Linked DNA regions of Mus musculus: region 1 is linked to region 2. The links are chromatin contacts, found by Hi-C or POLR2A ChIA-PET in ENCODE. All regions are on one chromosome and are shown on one strand. Each heading gives the region's core, a stretch centred on a gene start or an enhancer-like site at or near the end of the contact. The rest is flanking DNA. Distances are from core to core; before and after follow the strand shown.

Evidence for each region. Hi-C counts contacts between places; a loop is a spot of excess contacts on that map. ChIA-PET counts read pairs that join two places held with the same protein, here RNA polymerase II (POLR2A).
Region 1: a loop to region 2 is called in a map of heart, with 2.4 times the contacts of the local background. The contact joins the promoter of Phactr2 here to the enhancer-like site in region 2. A Hi-C loop is called at or near these places in 3 of 37 maps with a recorded cell type or tissue (T-helper 17 cell, heart and v-Abl transformed pro-B cells). POLR2A ChIA-PET finds 5 or more read pairs at or near these places in 1 of 5 experiments (embryonic stem cell).

Annotation. Positions count from the first base shown.
Region 1 is chr10:13,472,727-13,476,666 of GRCm38, reverse strand. Phactr2 (phosphatase and actin regulator 2) reads left to right here and starts at 2,271. Exons shown (of 13, transcript NM_001195065.1): 1 at 2,271-2,611. The coding sequence starts at 2,389.
Region 2 is chr10:13,434,173-13,438,456 of GRCm38, reverse strand. All of the region lies in intron 1 of Phactr2 (phosphatase and actin regulator 2), which reads left to right. Among named protein-coding and RNA genes, the nearest start is that of Phactr2, 38 kb to the left of the region's middle. Within about 2 kb of position 1,321, at least 1 of the 3 ENCODE cell types and tissues checked has a DNase peak (open chromatin) inside an H3K27ac peak, as active enhancers do; it is heart, where a contact is called at or near this core.

The DNA of each region.
Region 1 (3,940 bases), core at 1,022-3,521, 37 kb before region 2:
AAATTCCCATGCATGGACATCTTGGTTCTCTGAATTTATGGCTACCAACACTGCTCTACAAAGTAGTGGTGTCAGAAGTCACACCACAGCTACAAGGGAATACACAGAAAACATAAGGACACAGGAATGGTCGTGTGGAAACGGTGTGGGAATGAAGGAGGGTAAACTGAGGGAAGAATATAGAGGGAGAGATCCTAACACAGTGCCTGGTCCCACACAAGGTACTCAGAGACATTTCTCAAATAAAACGTGAAGTGCTGAGTTGCTAAACAGGTGGCTAATGTAGAAATACTAGGTTATATTTCCTGGGTTCTAAAGCTTTGGATGAGCCATTTATCTCTATGAAGATGACACAGAAGATCGACCAAAGGATGGAGAGGCAGAGCCTGAAGGATGGATGCACACTCATGAAGCAAGCAACAGGAGAGAGATGCCTTGTATCTCCTAGGTAGTCTGGAATGCATGTTCCAGAACGAAGATTGACTTGCAAGCTGGGAGGGAACACCAGAGGACACCGTCAGAATATGGACAATCCCAAGAGCAGGTGTGGGACACAGTGGATGACAAACTGGCAAACGTGGTGACACGCTCCACTGTAATGTAAGTTTTCCATTGTAATGTAAGTAGACATTGTAAGGTATACTCTCATGGACTAATCTAGTTATGATCCAAAACAATCCAAGGGTGATTATTTGGGCTAAGTATAACCTCTAAGTGCCCCCTGCTACCTTACCACTGCCTTCTCTGAAACCACAGAGCTCTCTTCTGCTAAACCACACAAGAAACCAAGAAAGTGGAGTACTTTTAGAGCACCATCCTTTGTTTTACATAATTTAGTGTGTGTGTGTGTGTGTGTGTGTGTGTGAGAGAGAGAGAGAGAGAGAGAGATCTGCAGGACAACTTGAGGGAGTCAGTTCTCTTCTTCCGGTTTGTAGGTCACAGGGATGGACCCGGGATCCTCAAGCTTGCCATAGGAGCTTTACCTAGCCATCTCACCTGGTTCTGGAGTAGTGCCCATTCGCAAACTTTGTTAGCAGGAAAGAGTTAAAGCAAGTCCAGACGATTTCTGCTGACGGTGACAATACCCACCCCACTGCACCCCACCCCCACCCCACCCCCACAGAGTTGCTGTGAGAAAAAAAGCCTTTAACAGCTTGTACTGTGAACAGCGTGACCTAGTTGCTAGGCCCTTTCCGTGTCTGTGTTTTCTAGCTTTCCTCTCTTGGTTCTTGTTTCTCTCTTACCTTAAGCATGGGCTTATTTTCTTGTTAGATGAAATACTCCATACAAATCGAACCTGAGGTATGTGTGAATGTGTGTGTAGGGGGAAGGGGGCGTGGCGTTGTGATGGTTGTGTCCTCCCTTCCCCTCTCTGTCTCCTTCTCTTCCTGCTGCTGTCTATGGTGCCTTTGTGAAGCCCAGCAACGCGCCTCCACTGTCAAGAACTTGCAGAGATGGTCAGCTACTTAGCTTACAGCTTTTCACTTCTGGGCCAGCCTCTACTTGGGGACCTATCTGGGTAACTGATAAAGCTGAGATTTCAATTGGCAAAACCAACGTCCCCTTTGCCAGGCATCCCGGCTGCTCTTCCTTTGGAAAGCATTCACTCAAACCTCACATCTGTGACACGAATTCAGCCCTTAAAAGACTGATCTTTTTAAAAACCACGACCTTTGAGTCTGACCCAGTATACACGGAAGCTCAAGAATGTGGGGCTCTGAGAGACAGAGATGAGCTTTGACAAGGGCAAGAGGCGAATCTTGCAGGGAGGACCAAAGGACCAGACTTCACAAGCGACTCCAGATCTGCCAGGAATCCTCCTGCAAACCCAGTGCCCTTTGGCTCCGGTGTTTTGCACCTGTAAACTACATATGACAGTCATTGGGTCCTAGTCCTATTATATTACAAGACAGCCAGGTGTGTGCACGCCTGTCCCCACCCCTCGGCGACCAAGTGCAAATGAGGCTGTTAACTCTGACCTTGCATCTCAGCTCTGCAGCTGAAACTCCACTTCTCTGAGACCCTTTGGTTGAGCCGCTTTGGGTCAGAGGCGACAGACCCCTGTCTTACAATACAGGAGCCGCGCCTGGGGGTGGGGGTGGGGGGCGGAGCAGCCGGAGCAGCCGGAGCAGGTTCTAGGGCACCGAGCGTGGCAGGCTCGGAGGCCGGTGGCTGTCGCCCGCGGGAGCGAAAGCCGGCTGTAGGCGGCTCCTTCCTGTGCAAACTTTTCTGTGCTCTTCCTCCTCCCGCGCTGCGCCCCGCTGCTTGCGGCCGCCTCCCCGCCCTGCCAGCCGGCCAGGGGCTCCACGCGGGGCCGCGGCGGACAGCGCAGCCCTTTGCGCCGGCTCCACCCTGCCTGAGCTTGCTCCCTCCTGGCGCCTAGAGCGGATGGCGGAAGCCGGCAGGAGTCCTGAGATGTCCCCGGACCAGCCAGCGGGCCAGGAGGCGGCGGCGGCGGAGGCTCTGGACCCCGAACCCGAGGCTCCCGGGCCACCGGTGCCTTCCCTGCGCTGGCTTCCCGGGGATCCGAGTCCCCGTGGCCGCTCCCAGAGCGACCTGTCGTCAGCCTCGAGCCGGGGCCGCCCGCTCAGAGTCCACATCTCCGGCTCAGGTAAGGGTGGCTCTGAATGGCCCGGAGTGGTCCAGGGAGGGCTAACCCCGGCAGGTGAGGATCGCCGTATGGCGATCTTCCCTGGACGTTCGGGAGCAGCCGTGGGGGTTAGGGGACGAGAGCAAGGGCGAAAGCTGTAGTCCCCACATCGCCACCTCCTGCTGGGCTTCAAAGGCTTGGTGTCCCTTGGCTGAGCGGCAGGCGACCGGTGGGTGCGCCCGAGTGGGTGCGCCGCTCTTCTGCGCGGGTGCCCACAGCGCGATTTTCGCGGGTTCCCCTGGACTCCCGCTTGGTTGTGCAGCGCCAGGCGGCACCAGTTTTGGCTTTGGGTCTAGGGCTAATTTGGTTCTTGGGCTATTTGGTCTTTTATGGGACTGTGGTCCTTCGGAAGGGTGTGGTCCCTTCACTTCATGGGTAAGCACAGGGTTTGAAAGGTAACCCTACTCACTCCTACTTCTGAAATAGAGATTTCTTGGAGCGGGTCGGGAGGGGGTTGCTGGTAACAGGATAGGGGAATCCAGTTTCCCTGACTGTGAAAAGCCATAGAGGTGTTATTGAGAGCTAGGCCTGGCTCTGTGTGTGTGTGTGTGTGTCTGCTGTAATGTTCTCTGGAAAGCCTGGGGCCAGTATTGCTGTTGTAGAGAGAAACCTGTGTCCTGTGTCCTCTAAGGACAGGCGACAACTAGGAACTTCACTGAGACCCAATGCTACCCAGGCTGCGGTGAGTGAAGGAGGACAAATTGCTTAACTTTGTCTCAGTGGTCAACGTGGAACGATGGTGATGGTATGGCATATCAAGTGGAGACATTAGGCAGATTGTCGTTATTTAAAATATCCCGAGAACTGGAAAAACTTTTGTCTTTAAGTCCAACAGTTTTCAAGGGTGGTTTTTTGTTTGTTTGTTTATAATTTTCAACATGTGACCGCTGCATGGGAACTAGAGAAGGACGGGGCGCGGGGGGCGGGGGGGGGCATGAGAATGACCAGTTTCAGGAAAACGCTTACTAATGCGAACTGCACCCCCCAACACACATTCCCCTGCGGTGTCTTTCCCCACGTTCTGAGGTCTGGGGTCATGCCTTCCTTGATGATTTTCCCCGTTTGTTTATTTGTGTATGCGCGCACGCAGGTACACCTCAGAATGCATGGAGAAGTCGGAGGCCTTGTTCATCAATCCACTAAGCCTCCTTTCCAAACCCTTTCACAGTCTTGAAAGCAACCTCATCCAACCAAAGCCAAGTTCTTGCTTGGAAAGCACACATTTCAGTGGCCCTTGTCTCCACTTCAGCCACCTAACTCGGTTATGTTACGCTATGATCTTTGCTACCC
Region 2 (4,284 bases), core at 72-2,571:
CTTAGATTTTCAAATGGTCGTTTGCTTCAGGTGGGGCTTCCCTCTGCTGGTTCCCTCAAACCTTGCCAGGACGCACAAATTGGTGAGGTGAAGTGTGAACTTTCCTCTTCATGGTTGGCTGAGTTCAACTTTTGATCTATCAGCATGTGGCTCGGGCATACCAGAGTTCTGAATACTCTTGGAGCTGAGGGGTGGGGCTGGGGGCAGTGAGAGGAATGGGGCTTTGAAGAGATTGAGGAGGCTGCAGCGCTCACATTTAGAAAGGTCCTAGCCACCACCACCACCACCACCACCACCACCCCACACTGCTCGTTCAGTATCACAGGGAAAACTTGAAAATAGCTACTATGCATACTTTGCATAATAGCAATCATGAAGTTGCATCTCTCTCTCTCTCTCTCTCTCTCTCTCTCTCTCTCTCTCTCTCTCTCTCTCGTGTGTGTGTGTGTGTGTGTGTGTGTGTGTGTGCAGGTCCACACACCATACGTGTGCATGGGCAGGTAAAGACAGGGGGTCATGATCAGATGTACTCCTTGCTGGCTTTCTGTGTTGATTTAGAGATGAGATCTCTAATTGAACCTGACTGAAGCTCTGTATTTCAGTGAGGCTGGGAGCCACTGAGACCCTGGGCTCTGCCTCTTTCTGTCACCTCAGCACTGTGCTTGTGTTCCTTCAAGCCTTGATTTTACACAGGTGTTAGTGATTTGAACTCAGGTCATCACGGTTGCATATAAATATTTCACCCCACCCAGCTGTCTCTCCAACCTGAAAGATGGCTTTTTGTTTTCAGTGTGCTAAGAATTGAAATTCTGGCTTCACAGCTCCTAGGTAAATGTTCTATCCTGAGTCATATTCCTGGCCCTCTTTCTCTTTATATCTTAAACACTTCTTTTCTGTTGTTGTGTACTTCCCTTTATTATGACTTTCAAAGAGCCAGGGTACCTGAGTACTTCCTTCTTGGTCAGTCTCACAAAAGATCCTGGGTAGTGAATGGGACGCTCAGAGTTCAGATGCTGGTTCTAGGTCCCGTGCCAACTCGAAGGAAGGTTGGCTCATTTTTACCTCTGTTAAATGGGGTCTAAGATGTTTTATATCGTGGAACCGTGACCAAAGTCAAGAGAATCAGTGAGTTGTAGAGCCCTTTCTAATAGGCTGGACTTAGTATCGAGTCATACAATCTCGGCGCCTGTACCTCGAGGCTATGGCAATTGTGGGGATCGGTCACCTTGTTCTCCTAAAGCTCCCAGGCAGCCTGGAGCCTGGACATAGATGGAGAACCTGCTGCTGGCTCAGTCTGGCTGTAGCCTCCAGCTGGGTAAGAGGGACCTGGCGCAGAGCTGTGCGGCTATGTTTGGGAAGGAAATCTCTTTCCCTCTCCCTCTCTCCTGTGTTTAAGCTGTTAAGCACAGACAGCTATGAAAACTGGCATGTTTCTGTATTTTCAGATACTATTTTTCCATATTTGACGTGCTTTTGTATTCTCATTTTTTAAAGAGTGGCTATACCTCAAGCCTGGCATGTTCCTTGCACTGTATAAGAGTCCAGTAGATGTTTGGCACCCCGAACTCTGCTATAAGCAGACAAGAACTGCAACTACAAGCTTGGTGCTTATTTATCCTTATCTGAAAGTCACTACAGCATCCTAGTGCTCATTTTGGATTTCGGGAATGCCTTGTGCTGCAGAGGTGATCCTTGCCAGGTCTGCCTGTGTTGCTACTTTCTATATTTCCATCAGCTGCCTTTCTCCCTAGAGAATGTTTGCCTCTGTCCTAATCCTCCCAACCCCTTCCTAATAGGACCATCTAGCGCACATCTGTGTCCGTGAGAAAGGATCCCACTTTCCCGCCTCTCTAGCAGCTTAGTGAGGCTGTGTAATTCATTCTGCCAGTGGGCTGGAATGGAAAGCTGTGTTTCTAAGTGGCTGTGATAACCAAAAGCTCATGTGTAATTCTGGCTTTCCTTATCACCTGAAGAGGTCACAGGGTTAGGACAGGACATCTGTACATGAATAGAGTGTCTGTTGGCCTGACTCTGATACCGCATAAAGACAATTTCCTTGGGGAGTAATCTGGCCCACAATATACCTGGTGCAACTGAGAAATAAACATTGCTGATACGAGGCCCACAAGCCTGGGAATGATTTGCGAGTATGGCACAGTTTAGTCTATTCCCAGTATCACACATTCCATCTCAAAAGTCTCTCAGCCTAGTTATCGATTTCCAGACCTTCCTGGTATGTGCACAGTAAATCTGGAAAATCTCTGCATGTCTACATTTTTTTTTTTTAGATTATATACAAGTAAGCTTTACAACATGATATGTGTAGCTTGGTATGTGGAGTAATTCTATCTGGGTGATTGTCTTGTTTGAGTTTTAGATATTAATTTACATCTATAATTTGATTATGTTTATTACAAATGATGTTTCCCTCTCATTCTTAAAGGTTGCATAAATATACCTTAAGATTTCATTTTGGAGAACATGAAGCAACTCGAAGAGAGATCTGAAGTAGTTGAGAGTGTAATAATTAATATCAGGAATGGCAAAAATATAAGAGGTGGTGCTCAACTGATAGACGTTTGGAGAAGTTGGGTCTGAAAGATCATTTAGCAGAACATCTGTCAAACAAGACCTCCATGAGATGGGGAGGGGGATTTATATTTTTTTATATCAGAGTAATTTAGTATTAGTTCATGGCTGCTTCAAATGAGCTGATAGTATTACATGTGTGTGTCTGTGTGTGTATATCTGTGTGTGTGTGTGTGTGTGTGTGTGTGTATGTCTGTGTGTGTGTCTCTGTGTGTGTGTCTACATATCTTTGTGTATATGTGTGTGTGTGTATCCTCTGTCCATGTAGAGTTTAGAATAACACCTCGAGTTTCATTTCTCAGATGCCACCCACATATTTTGACATAGTCTCCCACTGACCTGCGTATTAGTTACTTTTCTACAGCTGTGGCAAGACATGATAAAGGAAACTTGTAGAAGTAAGAGGGGGCTCCCAGTTCCAGAGACTTAGAAAGGACCGACTCCCAAAGTTATCCTTTAATAAATGTGTGTCATGGCAGGAAGACAGCCATGTTTGTGTGCACATAGTTATGAACATCAAACACACAAACAGGAAGTACGTTAAATACACGGAATATATTAATTCTATTTATAATATGTATATATATGGAAATACACTTGTCTTTTAAACCTTTAGGGCCATAGGATTGTACTCAAACGTAGACATGGCATATTTATAAAATCATACAGAAAATAACCTTTGCAATGTTCAAAAAAGTCAGGAACATTTTTTCTTTTAGTCAGAAAACAGTTCCTACTTCAAAAATTTTCCAAGAGGACTGGTGAGATGGCTCAGCAGGTAAGAGTACTGACTGCTCTTCCGAAGGCCCTGAGTTCAAATCCCAGCAACCAGATGGTGGCTCACAACCACCCGTAATGAGATCTGATGCCCTCTTCTGGTGTGTCTGAAGACAGCTACAGTGTACTTATTTATAATAATAAATAAATCTTTGAGTGAGGGGCCAACTAGAGCAAGTGGGGTTGACTGGAGCGAGCAGAGGTCCTGAATTCAATTTTCAACAACCAGATGAAAGCTTACAACTATCTGTACAGCTATACTGTATACTCATATGCATAAAATAAATAAGTCAATCTTAAATTTTTTCCAAGAAATAATGTTTCTTATCCACCCCGAACTCATATTTGACCAAAGATGAGCATTGGTGGCCTCGCAGCACGTAAGAATGTGAAAGCCCCAGTTTAGTTTTCATGTGGGTCCTGAACAGCTAGAGTCGGGGCTATCCCAAAAGCTGTTGCCTGTATGTGGGATATGTTCTTCCAGCTGGGCTGCCTTGTCTGGCCTCAGTGGGAAAGGAAGCACCTAGCCCTGAAGAGACTTGATGTGCCAGGGTGGGGGGATACTCAAGGGGCCTCACCTGCTCAGAGGAGAAGGGGGCAGGGAGTGGGGAAAGAATTTTGGGAGAAGGTGACTGAGAGGGGCCAGTGAGGGATGTGTAAACTAATAAATAAAATAAAATAAAATAAAATAAAATAGAATGTGAAAGCTCATGGGAAACATGCTATGTAGCTAACATTTTTTCTTTTGACCAGGCTTTCTTTTTTCCCCCCTAAAACTTGATTTATTTTTATGAGTGTGTACACATGTATGTGCTGGTGAGAGCAGAGGCCCGCAGAAGTCATTCCACTTCTTGGAGCTGGAGTTACAGGTAGTTGTAAGCCACCCAATACGGGTGCAGAAAAATCTAGCTATCACCA